Regions from separate parts of the Mus musculus genome. Here region 1 is linked to region 2. A link is a loop called in an ENCODE intact Hi-C map of the cell type or tissue named here. Cell type or tissue: heart. All regions are shown on one strand. Each heading gives the region's core, and the rest is flanking DNA. Links, peaks and the distances in the headings are about the cores only.

What was found. Hi-C counts contacts between places; a loop is a spot of excess contacts. Peaks named below come from ENCODE experiments on the same cell type or tissue, not always from the same donor. Only the 100,000 strongest peaks of a DNase experiment are listed, where the experiment ranks them.
Region 1: a loop joins it to region 2, with 2.2 times the contacts of the local background. A loop is called at or near these places in 2 of 42 quality-filtered maps.

Annotation. Positions count from the first base shown.
Region 1 is chr7:4,898,835-4,901,639 of GRCm38, reverse strand. Gm36210 (predicted gene, 36210) reads left to right here. Exons shown (of 2, transcript NM_001370858.1): 2 at 2,144-2,805. The coding sequence ends at 2,660. Among named protein-coding and RNA genes, the nearest start is that of Gm36210, 7.5 kb to the left of the region's middle. In heart, for the core only: a CTCF peak has its summit at 1,597; DNase peaks (open chromatin) are centred at 1,219, 1,639, 2,538 and 2,658; H3K4me3 peaks cover 2,292 bases; H3K27ac peaks cover 2,318 bases.
Region 2 is chr7:4,820,669-4,823,473 of GRCm38, reverse strand. No RefSeq gene overlaps it. Among named protein-coding and RNA genes, the nearest start is that of Ube2s, 9.7 kb to the right of the region's middle. In heart, for the core only: no CTCF peak of the experiment used is centred there; no DNase peak of the experiment used is centred there; H3K27ac peaks cover 1,194 bases.

The DNA of each region.
Region 1 (2,805 bases), core at 256-2,755, 78 kb before region 2:
GTGTAGCCCTGGCTGTCCTGGAACTCACTCTGTAGACCAGGCTGGCCTCGAACTCAGAAATCCGCCTGCCTCTGCCTCCTGAGTGCTGGGATTAAAGGCGTGCGCCACCACGCCCGGCTGTCCTTATGGGATTTTCTTACCTTTTCTAAAGATTTATTTATTTTATGTGAATGTTTTTGCCTGCCTGCCTGCCTGTATGCGGGTCTGTGCACCACATGGGTGCAGTGCCCCCAGAGACCAGAAGAGGGCGCCAGGTCCATTGGCACTGGAGCTACAGATGCTTGTAAACCTCCCAGTGCTTGCTGTGAATGGAATCTGGGCCCTCTACAAGAGCAGCCTGTGCTGTTAACCACTGAGCCATCTCTCCAGCCCCACCTCTGGCATTTTCACACACAGTTGGGATACGCTGTGTGCAGTCTGACGTTGATTGCTGTACCATCAGAGAGCTGAGTGCTGGCTGGATTTGGGTACTGTTAATCTGGATCATTACCTGCCTCAGTATTTTGTCAACATCCTTCTCTCCCTGGCCTGTTGATTGGTTTAGTAAAGTGCTGACGGCCAATAGCTGAAGCGGGGTGGGGGTGGGGTGGGGGGACGGGACGGGACGGGACTTCCAGGCAGAGAGAGTGGTCTCTGGGAGAAGACAAGAGATTTGCCAGCGGGTAATCGGATGACTGAGAGATTTAAAGAACTAGCCACGCGGGTGGTGGCTAAGATTCAATTAGATGAGCTAGCTGGGAGGTAGCCCAAGCTAAAGGCCTAAGTTCTTGTAGATATTAATAAGTGTCTGTGCCATTATTTAACCGCTGGCAGGTCCAGAAATTCTCGGATCAACCCAAGGTGGGTGGGATCAACCCAATCTACACACATAGATCCCACCCACCTTGTCTCCCCCCCCCGTCCCCCCCTTTCCCCCTTCGCTACCCTCACTTGCCTTCCGCCCATAGTCTTCCTCTTCCCCCGCTGCATCACAGGCGTTCTACTACCCCCTGCATCTGCGTCTTCCGCCCTTGGAGCTTCATTGCTCCCACCTTGTGCCTTTTCAAGTTTCCTGGTCTCGACCCACGCTCACTCCCACAGAAATATACATATATACAGATTAGCAGCTATGGGACAGCTAGATGGCTCAGCAAGTGAAGGGACTTGCAACCAAGCCTGACTTACTGAGTAAAATACCAGGAACAGGGCTGAAGAGATAGCTCAGTAGTTAAAAATAACTTGCTGCTCTTCCAACGAATCAGAGATCAGTTCTCAGCACACATGCCCGGTGGCTCACAACTGTCTATATCCCTCCTCTGGCCTCCACAGTCATCCAGATACACTCACACAAATACATAGACATTAAAAAAACAAAACAAAACAAAACAAAACAAAAAAAAACAAACCAGAAACTCACATAAAGCTGTCACGTGTGGTGTGGAGAGAGGGGGAGGGAGGAGGTAGAGGGAGCATACACACACACACACACACACACACACACACACAAAATAAGTAAATGTAAAAAAGTTAAGATAATAACAAAAATTAATTTTTAGAAATAAGAGAATTCGGAGAAACACAATTCAGCCCCAGCTGTTTGTGAAATCCATCCACGTGACCACTAGGGTGGCGGGAGTGCGAGGAGAGTATCGGAGCTTCTGGCAAGAGACAGGTGGGGGTGGGCAGAATTGAAGAAAGCTCGCTTATCAATATGGCGGTGCACCGCTGGCCCACGGCTCCCGTTTGCGATTATTGATTGGAAAGGCTCTCTTTCCCCGAGACATTAAATTTTCATATACTGGAATAGGGTTATGATAAATCTTCACTGTCAAGATGTGCCCAGGATTGGGCTAAAGGAACTTCCTTGTGCGGTGCACAACCCTACAGCAATCAGAACTTCCCAGGGAAGACTATTAACCTGTCAGACTCAAGGAAATGAAGGCGGGGGCCAGGAAAATAACGGGTAATGGGGGTTGGGGGAATGGGCCTGAAAAGAAGAGACTCATCTCCGGATGAAGCACAGGGTGGGGAAGGGAGAGCCGGGAGGGCGGCACTCAGAAGAGGGGTCTTTGTAGGCATACAACTGAAAACAACTGAATCTCTCCTCCTCTCCTCCCTCCCTCGCTCCCTCCCTATCTCCCTCGCTCCTCCCCTCCCTCTCCAGGGAGTTTGCCAAGATTGAAGCCGCCACCCAGCACCTGGCTCTGACCATCCTGTCTCAAAAAGCGCCTGCTCAGAGACCACCGTTCCGAAGGCCACCTCCGCCGCCTCCGTCCCCCTTCCTGGGGGTGGCGTGTGCAGAGGCCCCCATGGAAGCGCCCCACGGCAGCCCCAGCCTGAGCCCAGTTGCCCTAGACACCTCAACCCTTGATCTCTTTGATGACATTCTGCTCACTCCTACACCACGTCCCTTGGTGACTCCTGACAGCTTCTGCCAGACTCTCCCTGCTGGTAACCCCCAGGTGGCATCCGATGTCATCTCTCATGCTCTGGGCCCAGGAGACCAGGGACAGCCAACCCCAATACAGGCTCCAAGGTTCTCCAATCTTCTGCTCCCTCCCCAGAAAGCCCAAGGGGGCAGCTTGGAGCCTGCAGCTCTAGGCTGTGGTTGGGTAGACAGTTGGGAGGCACCTTATGCCTGTGATCCTCAGGGAGTCCTGGACAGCTGGGGAGCCCTTTGAAACCCAATCAACACAGGCCAAACCCATCTCAGGCCCAGCCAACCTCCCTGCTCCTGACAGATGTAAGAATATTGCGCAGTTGGTAGAGTGCCTGGCTAACACGCAAGAAGCCAGGATTCCATGCCCAGAACCCTATAAATGTGTA
Region 2 (2,805 bases), core at 2-2,501:
AGGACCAGGACCAATTGGCAGAGTGATGTCAGCTGAGACAGATGTATGTGCTGAGGCAAGACTCATGGAGGACACGTGATGTTTGGTGAGCTTATAACAAGGACTGGGTGGGCAGTGACGGAGGCAGAGCTGGCTTGCTTATAAAGTTAGCTGTGCGACGTTTGTGGGTCTTGAGCCTTTGCTGATCCTTCACTTCACTAAGAGAGGCGCAGCTGAGACCTTCTCCTGGAGTCCCTTCTGCTTCCTCCTGCTGCAGCTGAGGCCTGGCTGTCTCTAATTAAGAACTACCTCACAGATCTAGCTAGCCACAGGCCAGGCCAGTGGAGGCAAATTCACAACTGAGGTTTCCTCACCCTAAGTTGTCAAGATGACAACTGAAGCTAACTATGACCAAATGTTTGTGTGGACATGTGTGGCGATAGCCGATATTATATCTCTTGCCTGCAGGCCACGCTGCGGGAGAGGCAGCTCCCATGCATCTACTTGTGAACTCTGAGAAAGGTTTTGGGCCAGTGAAGTAGCTCAGCAAGTCAAGTCACTTTGCTGTCCAGCCTGATGACCAGAACGTGATCCCTGGGATCCGCATGGTGGAAGGACTGAGCCAACATTTGCAAACTGTCACACACACACACACACACACACACACGCACAGAGAGAGAGTTAATTACTAGATGTACAAAACTTAAGAAAGTTCTCTCCTAAGTGTTTGCCTCTGCAGAGTATTTGTTTGCAAAAGACCCTGGAAGAAGAGCTGGAGGGAGAAAGGTAGAGGCAGGGCTGGGCCTCACTGCACATGCCTAGAATTCCATCACTGGGGAGCAAAAGGGCAAGGCCAGTCAAGTGCAGCACATGCCTTTAATTTCAGCACTAATGAAGTGGAGATGAAAAGATCAGGGGTACAACAGTGGCCTCTGCTTCATGAGACCCTGCCTTAATAAAATATAATAAAGTCAGCTGAGAATATGGTACTATCAGAAAGGTGCTCAGGACCCAAGCTTGGTGACCCGAGTTGACTCTCCAACACCAGTACACAGAGCCAGGTGCAGGGAGACTGGAAAAATAGGAACAGGTGGATCCCAGGGGCATGCTGACTAGCTTAACCCCCAACCTCCAGTGGACAGCTCCTGAGGAAGCACACCGAGGGCTTGAGAGCTGGCTTCACACAGAAACACAGCCACCTTAAGAACCGTACGGATGATCAAAGCCAGCTTAGGCTACATAGTGTTACTATGCCACCAGGCCAGTTGTGGCTACATAGCAAGTCTCTGTCTTAAACCCTCCCCCACCCCACCCCCCAAAGAAGCAGATAGAAGTGAACAGAGACAAAGGAGAGGGAAGGAGGAAAAAAAGGAAAATGAACTCCTGGGTGAAGTAAGAAAGTGGCCGAGATGGCATGAAGGCAGTAACTATCTAGGCCTAGCTAGGGACTCTAAGGAGCTGGCTTGGATTCATATTTTTGTTATGCTAACCCACAGATTTATTCAACAAAATTGAGCGAACAGAACAAATAAGTCCCTGTTCTTGAGGAGTAAATGGCCCTCGGAAGTCCCTGAATTCTCCCACAAGCCTCTCTTGATTGGGCTCCCATTCCTGGCAGCCAAATGCACCCTGACAATGATGGTGATTGTGAGAGGAACAGATGAGAGGATCCAGAGAAGGGAGGAGAGGGCCAAGTGAACATCAGCCAGTCAGTCAAGTGCCATTTGCATCTTCACGCTTCCTTCCAGAATTTTCCTCATGCAAATACATTTTCCCCAGCAAAGCACTCTTCCTATATATAGGTCACTCTGTAACCTGCTTTTCCTCGTCTAAGAATACAAGAGTGTCCTGCAAACACATATTTAACTTAGACATACCCAACTCTCTGTGCTTGGTACAGAGTGAAAGAAAGAAGAATTGAACAGTGAAAGTCATCTGGAGGGAAATAATGGACATGGTCTTTTTGTTACCCATACACATGACAGGGAACACCTCAGGATGATGTTGTTAGGTAAGAAGCAGTAGGTGGGCCAGTGAGGCATTTCTGTGGACAGAGGCTCATGCCGACAAACCTGATAACCTGAGTTTGATCCCTGGAGCCTTCATGGTGAAATGAAGAAACTAACACCCAAAGGTTATAGTCAGACCTGTGCACATGCAGTGGCACACTACACACACACACACACACACACACACACACACAGTCACACACTATGATTACATTTAGAAAAACAGAAAGCGTGGAAATGTGAGCATGTCAACCTGGTATTTGGGAGGTGGGTGCCAGAGGGTCAGAAGTTCAAGGTCAGTCCCACAGCCAAGGCACATACCTTTAAAGCCAGCATTCATTCAGGAGGCAGAGCAAGAGGGACTTCAGGCCAGCCAAGAGTACATAACAAAACCCTAACAGTGCATAAAAGGTCAAGGTCGCCGGGCGGTGTGGTGCACGCCTTTAATCCCAGCACTTGGGAGGCAGAGGCAGGCGGATTTCTGAGTTCGAGGCCAGCCTGGTCTACAGAGTGAGTTCCAGGACAGCCAGGGCTATCCTGTCTCAAAACAAAACAAAACAAAACAAAACAAAACAAAACAAAAGGTCAAGGTCATTCTTAGCTACACATGGAATTCTAGCCAAAAGAAAAGGGTGGATGGATGGAGTGGGGCTGGAGGTAAGGGGGATTATTGCTCTTCACAGGACACCCTCAACCCCTCCCCATGGCTTGGCTCCAGCAGCTCACAAAAATCTTTTCTCCAGGATCTAACACCCTCTTTTGCCTTACCAGAGCACCCGTCCTTGTACATGTTCACGCACACAAACAATTCAAAATA